Regions from separate parts of the Homo sapiens genome. Here region 1 is linked to region 2. The links are chromatin loops, found by intact Hi-C in ENCODE. Cell type or tissue: ascending aorta. All regions are shown on one strand. Each heading gives the region's core, and the rest is flanking DNA. Links, peaks and the distances in the headings are about the cores only.

Evidence for each region. Hi-C counts contacts between places; a loop is a spot of excess contacts. Peaks named below come from ENCODE experiments on the same cell type or tissue, not always from the same donor. Only the 100,000 strongest peaks of a DNase experiment are listed, where the experiment ranks them.
Region 1: a loop joins it to region 2, with 5 times the contacts of the local background. A loop is called at or near these places in 1 of 110 quality-filtered maps.

The regions. Positions count from the first base shown.
Region 1 is chr2:138,058,447-138,062,852 of GRCh38, forward strand. It overlaps LOC105373636 (a long non-coding RNA gene), which reads right to left and starts at 3,388. Exons shown (of 3, transcript XR_923367.2): 1 at 1,702-3,388; 2 at 1,202-1,260. In ascending aorta, for the core only: no CTCF peak of the experiment used is centred there; a DNase peak (open chromatin) is centred at 1,955.
Region 2 is chr2:138,704,765-138,709,170 of GRCh38, forward strand. All of the region lies in intron 1 of NXPH2 (neurexophilin 2), which reads right to left. Among named protein-coding and RNA genes, the nearest start is that of NXPH2, 73 kb to the right of the region's middle. In ascending aorta, for the core only: no CTCF peak of the experiment used is centred there; no DNase peak of the experiment used is centred there.

The DNA of each region.
Region 1 (4,406 bases), core at 309-4,308, 650 kb before region 2:
TATCCTGGTACAAACCTTTAACATCTCTCCCTGAGCCTACAGCTACTTAGAAGTGTGCACAACTCCACTGTTTCTATCTTCTTGTCCACACTGTCAACAAAGGTTGTTCATAAACCACAAATGTCATTATGGTGCTCTGCTGCTGAACTGCCTCAATAGTCTGTTATTATCTATAGGATTAAGCCCAAAGTCCTTAGGAAGGGCTTGGCTTACCTCATTTCCCAGAATACCCAACACTTAGACTCTATCAGTGTACTTATCTGCCATATGTACGCTTCATTATCTTAAACTTGCATTTCCTCTTTTTCAACTTTTAAATTTTGAACCAATTTTAGGCTTACAGAAAAGTTGAAAAAATATTACAGTGACTTTTTGTATATTCCTCACTCTTCCCCTCCCATCTTGTGTAACAATAGTTTATTTATCAAGTAAAATGAATTGACATGAGGAAATACTATTAACTAAAGACCTTATTCAAATTCCACCCTTTTTTCCACTAACTTTTTTCTGGTTCCATATCATATTCAGAATCCCACCTTGTATTTTAGTTGTTATTTCCTCCTAGTCTGCCACAGTCTGTAATAGTTCCTTAGTCTTTCCTTCTCTTCCCTGACATTGACACTCTTGAAGAGCAATGATCAGTTGTTTTGCTAAATGTTCTTCAGTTGTGGTGTGTCTCATGTTTTCTTAGGATCAAAGTAAAGTTATGCTTTTTTCTTTTTTGGCAAGAACACCACAAAATGATGTTGTGTTTTTCTCAGTGCATCATATCACAGAGCTCATAATGTTGATAGGTCTTATTACTGGTAATGCTGTTTTCCATTCATTAGAAGGTTGTTTCTGCCAGATTTTACCTCTGTAAAATTATCTTTGCCTTTGTAGACAATCATACCCTGGAGGAGATGCTTTGAGGGTATGTAAATTTTGTTTTTTCTTAAGATTTACCCAATAAATTTAAGACTCATCAGTGAATTTTACCTGCAATAACTATTACTGATGCATGATCAGTTTCTCATTTTTTCCTCTTTGCCTTAAATGCCTATCTCCATTTTTTTCTCCTATCTATTTCCTGCTTATATGGCTTATCCCAGCTGAAGATTGTTTCTTCTCTGGGAAACCTTTTCACATTGTCCCAGGCAGACCAAGACTTCATCTCTCCATATTTTCTTAGCACCCTTGCACATAGCTCCACAATACTCACCACCATGGTTACTGGTTGTTTTGATTTCCCTGGGAGTCACTCTATGTGACTGCAAACTCCTAGAGGGAGATAACACTGTCTCAGCATTTTTTCTAACAATACCTAATATGGGATCTGGTCTATAAGAGACTATCATTATGTGCTTAGAGAATAAATGAATGCATCTATTATATTATTTCCAAAATTCATTTTCAGGCTGAAAAATTTAGAGTTTTTTTGTTACAGTTAGAAAAATAACGTTCAGTTCTAAAATCGTGATTCTGATTTTCTGCCAAAATTTTCCCCTTTGGGAAATTTATGATGTTTCTGGAATCAGCCCTATTTAATCTAAAAACAAGTTAAAATCGTGTTTTCTACTTTTTTCCCCTACCTTCCCTCATTATACAATGGTCTACTCTTCTCCCCTCCACTTGTGATTCTGTTTGTACATATATTTTCAGGAGCAAAAGTAAATAAACTACTCATTCATTCATTTTGCTAAGCTTCTGGGTGTCTCTTACCCTGGTCCTGACATGAGCTTCTTTAATCCTTGGTGGTATATTTCCTCCTGTGTATTTGCTTTATTCTGTAAATTTAAGGGAGGTTTTATAAAACTGCCTTTAATCCCCTGAAGATACAAAACAAACAGTGGAAATTGACTCTTTGCCTAACAGTTATTATCATTATTATTACATAATCAGTGGTTTGAGTCATAATGCAGGAAACCAGATGTCAATGTGGATGAATGGCCTGCCTGGCCATGTGCCCACAGACAATGTCAGCAGTAGCTGATAAAACTGTAAATGCTAAAAGGAACTTGTCCTCCTTCTCCATCATCATCGTCATCATCACAATCATCTCATCACCCTTGTCTTCATCATGAAAACCTGTACCACATTGTTTGTGGTTTGCACAGAACCATGACTAATACCAACCACACCTAATCCTTTAACATCACTCCTTTGAACCCTCTTAGCACTTGAACCCTCATACCACCTGATTTTAACAGTTCCTTTAGACTGCATTGTAGCCATTTGGTGCTGTGATCTTGTCCTTCTTGGCCTACTTTCTCTCTACCTTTACTAGGCCAGGAATTTCATAAAGACTGAGATAAAAGATTATACTCCTCTTTATCATTAGTATTTATTGCTATATGAGAACATAATAGGGGCTCAATAACTGTTTGTGGAATTAAACTGTTTGTCTTCCATGTAAAGCAGAAAAAGAAATGATAAATTGGGGAAAGGCATGTAAAAAATTAATAATTCCAGAATCAAAGCTCAGCTTTTTCATTGATAAAATGTTATCGATAAGCACATTTTGTGTATAGACAAGGCTTCTAGACGTTCTGAGAAGTTGGAAACATGGATTCTAAAATGAGACCTGCAAATACCAAAGATTCATTCAGACTTGATTTATGTAATACTTTTTTAATAGTGGGAGACGTTCAACAAAAGGAATAGTCTAAATGTTATTATTTTTGCATCCATAACACTATTAAGACTCTACCACCTCTTAATTCCTATTTACAGTGTCTTAGTTCTGATCTTCATTATTTTTCACCTGGATAATTGCAATATCTTCAAATGATTTTCCATTTTCTAATTTCTTCTCCCTACAGTTCATAAGAGATAGCTCCCCATTAATCATAAGACCAAGTTCTAATTCCTTTTTATAGCATATTCAATTTCAACCACCAGTCTATTTTATTGGACTTCTCTGTTACCATGCTCCTTCTGAGAGCTGCACTCCAGCTACCTAGAACTTCACAAATCTCCAGGAGAAAGTACACCATGCTCTTTATTATTCCATGCATTTCTTCATAGTGTTTCTATAACCTGAAAGGCCCATCGCTTTGATTTGATCTTTCAGGATCCACATAAAAATATTATCCTCTCAATGAGATATTCTATAAGTTTATAAGACAGAATTGTTCCGTCTCCATCATTTGCCATAGAACTCCATTTGTAGCTTTATAACATTTGTCATATTGTGTTAGAATTACAGTTTATCCTTGAATAGCACAGATTTGGACAGCAAAGGTCACTTACATGTGGATTTTTTTCAATAGAATTTACACTCAGTGTTCCTTCCTTTTCTGTCTCATCTTCTACCTCCTTGATCACTTCTGCCTCTGCTACCCCTGAATCAGCAAGACCAGTCCCTCCTCTTCCCCTCCTCAGCCCATTCAACATGAAGATGATGAGGATGAAGATCTTTATGAAGATCTACTTCCACTTAATAAATAGTAAAAATATTTTCTCTTCCTTGCAATTTTCTTAATGAAATTATCTTTTTTTCTAGCATACGTTATTGTAAGAATACAGTATATATTACAGATAGTATACAAATTATGTATTAACTGACTGTTTATGTTATTGGTAAAGCCTAATGATCAACATTAGGCTATATTGCTAGTTAAGTTTTTGGGGAGTCCAGAGTTATACTCAGATTTTTGACTGTGCAGGGAGTCAGCACCACAAAGCCTCTCATTGTTCAAGGATCAACTGCATTTGTTTATCAAACTGAAGTTCCCTAAGGCTAACAGCTGTTCATCTCTGCACCAACACCTAGAGAAAAATTGTAGTAGGCTGAGGTGTTCTAACAAACCCCGAAACCTCTGTTGTCTATCACAATGAGAACTCAATGTTCACTCGTGAAAGACCACTGTGATAGCAGGGGTGTGGATGTGGGGGTGGGGTGACATTTTCTGTTCCACACAGTCACTCAGGGACCCAGGCTTCTTATATATTATGGCAACTCTATGTTCAGTATGTAGACTCCAAATGTTCCACAGGAGCAGTAAGTGGAAGGTTGCATGTGGGAGATTTTTATAGGTGAGACCTGGAAATGGTATACAATTTTATATCACATTCCAGTGTCATAACAGATGCAATCTAACTTAAAGCATTCTGGGAAATGTAGTTTAGCTGTGTGCCCAGAGAACAGAAGAGAGACATGGATATTGGAAGGGACAGCATCCTCTGCCATTCTGCTCAGTAAATGGGTGCAGAATGAATACAATGGAAGGCTCTTTTTAATCTGAAGCCATTGTGGTGAATGGAGGAACAAAGAAAATAGTTTTTGAATCCAAAAATCTTGGTTTCAGACTATAGCAATGAAAGCCAATTAGTAGCTCTGTGACCATGGCAGGTACCTAAAACTCTCTAAACCTCAAGTTCTTCATCTGTAAATGAAGTTGGTATGGGGATTAACTGAGAAATAC
Region 2 (4,406 bases), core at 269-4,268:
TCTCACCTTAGCCTCTTAGGTAGCTGGGACTACATGTGTGCACCACCACGCCCAGCTAATTTTTTTTTTTTTTTTTTGAGATGGAGTTTCATTCTTGTCACTCAGGCTGGAGTGCAATGGCACAATCTTGGCTCACTGCAACCTCTGCCTCCTGGGTTCAAGCGATTCTCCTGCCTCAACTTCCCAAGTGGCTGAGATTACAGGTGTCCGCCACTATGCCTGGCTAATTTTTGAATGTTTTTAGTAGAGACAGGGTTTCACCATGTTGGCCAGGCTGGTCTCAAACTCCTGACCTCAGGTGATCTGCCTGCCTCGGCCTCCCAAAGTGTTGGGATAACAGGCGTGAGCCACCACACTTGGTCTTTTAAAAAAATTTTTTTGTAGAGATGGAGTCTCGATACGTTGCTCAGGCTGGTCTCCAACTCCTGGCCTCAAGCAATCTTCCCATCATGGCCTCTCAAAGTGTTGAGATTACAGGCATCAGCCACCATGCCTGGCCAATAATATTATTAAAAATAAACATTAAGATCCTTTTTTTCCTTCTTGATTTGATATATGGAATTCTCATATTAAATATACGTATATTTTAAGTCATGTCTGAGGCATTTTGAGACAATAAATAATCATTCTTTTAAAAAAGAAAGCTTTTTATAGTAAAGATGAAACAATAACATGTAGTACTATGCTTATTTTGGCAGTCTAAAGACCCAGAGTGTCTTCTGTCTAATCCCTCTTAGTAGATTTTACTCAGTAACTGATTTTGGTGCTGCCATTACAATTTGAGGGAAGTTCCCATTATCTAAATGAATTCCCTGAATTTATTCTACACTATCACTGCCAAGTTGGTCATCCTGCCTGTCTTTGAACGTGGTGTGACAGGGAGCTAACTATCTCCCAAGGGAACCTATTTCATCTTTAAATTCTCTGTTAAAATTCTTGTTTCTACTAAGCTGAAATCTGTCTGCCTAGAACTTTATTCAGTGGTCCTTGTTCTCTCTCTCTTTCTAGAGTCTTACAGAACAAGCTCAGTGATTCTTCATAAAATAAACATTCATATAGCTGAGGATGTTTGTATTACTGAGTAAGCCCCTCTTCGGACCAAATGCCTCCACTTTTTAATCAAAAACCATTCTTCAATTCTCATAACCATCCTGGTGACTTCACTCTGATTGTGATCCTGTTCCTTCATATTCCCCATAAAAATGTAATATGATCAATGAATTCCAGAAACATTTATTAAATCCTTACAATGTGAGAAGGATGCAAAGTTGAAAACCAGGATTTCTGCTCTGTATGTGTTTACAGTTTTATGTATCAGAGTGTTTTAAGGGAAAACAATCTATGCCTGTGGTCTGACCATTACAGAACATACTATGTCTATTAATAAAAAGATAACAAATATTTACTAAGAATTTTCTCTGTGCCTGTTATCTCATTTAGACCTCACAACAACCCTGAGAGGCAGGTATTATTCTACTATCCTTATTTTACAGCTGAGGGAACTGATGCTTAAGGAATTAAGTTGGCAGTGTAAGCAAGAAAGTAGCAGAGCTGCTGTAGTCTATATTAAATGACATGCTCTAGAAAAGTTAAGAAGTTGTTTAAGGATGTTAACCAATTGGCCAGATTAACCAATGTTCTCCATTGGATCTTGCTGATGCCCAAGTATCCCGAATGCACACAGCTGGTGGGCTGTTCTCTAGGATCTATCCAATTATTTTGAATTTTATGTGAGACAGCTGTTTGTCCCCATCCTGTTTATGCCAGTTATAGTTGTCATTTTAATTACGTAACTTAATAAAGTATTTATTAGATAGGCTGATGAATATGAATGAGAAAAAAGTTGTTCTTTATATGAAAATTAAGGCCAGGTGTCGTGGTTCACGCCTGTAATCCCAGCACTTTTGGAGGCCAAAGCGGGAAGATTGCTTGAAGTCAGGAGTTTGAGAACAGCCTGGGCAACATAGAAAGACTTCATTTTTTTTTTAAGTAGGCAGGTGTGGTAGTGTGTACCTGAAGTCCCACCTACTCAGGAGGCTGAGGCTGGAAGATGACTTGAGCCCAGGTGGATGAGGCTATAGTGAGCTATGATTGCACCATTGCATTCCAGCCTGGGTAACACCGTGAGACCCTGTCTTTAAAATAAACTAAAATAAAGAAAAAAAAGTTAAGGTGAATGCTTAGAGAAACTTGTTGCAGATGGGTCTCTTAAAAAATTGCTGTTCAATAAATGAGAGCAAGAAAACTATTAAGAGATAAAAGGAAAAATGTAAAAATTCTAGAAAGATTTAGATTGATTGGAAGATGACTTTAAGTACTTGCCCCATGACAAAAAAAAAAAAAAAAAAGAGCAAGAAGAAGAAGCAACAGCTAGGAATCTTCTTAGATGATTCAATATGGGTGAGTTTTATTTAAATGACAAACTTCAGTCAGGGGATTCATATTCTGAAGGATGATATTCACATATTGTTATAACCAATCAGAACACATATCAAACAAATGAGAACAAAGGCCAGCCACAAAATCCAGATATGGCCATACCAATGTGTACTTGATATGCCCTCAAAGGAAAAGGTTTGATCCTACATCAAATAATTTGTGAAAGAATGAACCTTCAGCATTTAAGTTTAAAAGTTTCATGTATGTTGGATATTTTTATGAATCACTTGTGGCCTGATCTGGGGGGGAGAAAAGCTTCTACTACACTGTGAGTTGGAGCTGGGATCTAAAACTGGGTTGTCTGACCCCAAAGAGCATTTGCTTGACATCTGTGTGTACTGCCTCCAAATGCTTTATGCTATCACTTTCCTCTCACTAAATACCACAGTCTATTAATACAGTCTAGGGTTGCATAAGCATTCTGGGAAGCTTATGCACATTTGGAAAGCTTTTGCCATATTGATGACTCACAACTTTAGTTTATTTTCAACTAAAACTTTTCCATACTTGCTAACCATATATCCTTTATCCTCTGGTGGTGGTGTTCTTTTTGTATCCAAGTGCCAGGTCTTAAAATTATCCCTTGTAACTTTCTTCTCTGTGGATTTGGCCCATCATTCTAGCCTGAGATCCTTTTGAATCCTGTCAGCCAATAGGTCCCTCTCTCTCTAAGCCTCATGTCATTAGCTAATTTAATAAGTAAGACTTGTGTCTGCCCTTTTAAAATCTGACCTTGTCAGAAGACTCCCTGGACAGTCAAGCTGATTACTACAGATACTCCCTCCATTTCTCTCTTACTGAAATAATTTGTGATGGCAGTCACAAATCTGACTGTCCCAAGATGCCAGGGCTGTCTCCTCTTATAGAGCCTCATGTGTGGCACTGTGCTTGTCTTGTCCATAACTGCACTTACCCTACTACACAGGGCATTTAATAAATGTGTTTAAATCACAGAATTTCATTGTTTTTCTGGCATGGGACAACAGGAAAGCCGATCTGGAAAAACAACAATAACAACAAGACAGCTGCTACTTTCCTCAGCCGTCACACACGCTGCCCACTTCACAACTATCTCCCCGGCCATGAACTTGAACTTGAGAGAAGAATGAGTATCAATGAATTAAGATGTTTTAGAAAGTATCTGAACATACAATTGAGCTGGCACTATTTTGTACATCAGGATTTTAATATTGCAAAGGACTGTATTGATTGCCTAAATCTAAAAATAATTTCATTAATGGAAGAAGATGTAATGTGATTTAATATGCAAATTAATGCTGCATTCACTGAAAACTATTAAACCAGCTCATTTAGCAATTTGAGTGAACATTGCTAATACATTTCCAGAGTTTTCTTTTTCCTCTACAATCATACTGAAAACTCCTGAAAGACAACAAATGTCTTTTAGTTCTGAATACTCTATATAGCAGTCTAGAAATAGGCCAAGCTAATGTGAGGTATAGTGCTTATTATTCTTTGAATGTTGTTCTAAATTAAGGAGACAAGTTGCAGAAAAGTTAACTACTGTGAACTGGAAAACCTCCAATTAAGTAGTTGGATTCCAACCTCTCCTTGACTCACAGGCTGGAGGACATTTATCAAAGCATAGGGACATCGGGACTGAAAACAAGGGCTGATTTAGACAACAAAAGCTCTGATTCACTCTCTCCATGTTGACAAAATATACTCTATACCCACAAACTTAAGCTGTGTCCATGCACACACAAACCAGTCTGAAACAAAAACAAGTGAGCATTTAAATTTAGACCAATTATGACAGCAAAAGCTGTGTTCTTTGGCATTCTACCAAACAAAAAGCTTCAGAAACCAGCACTTCAAATACTCCCCTGGTCCACACATGTATTCTAGCAGCAGGGACTGGCAATGGAGCTAATTCCAATCAACGAGGAAGCTATTTAGGTCCCACAAGGCTGACTCTGAGAGTCGCTGGGGGATGCTGGGGTGCT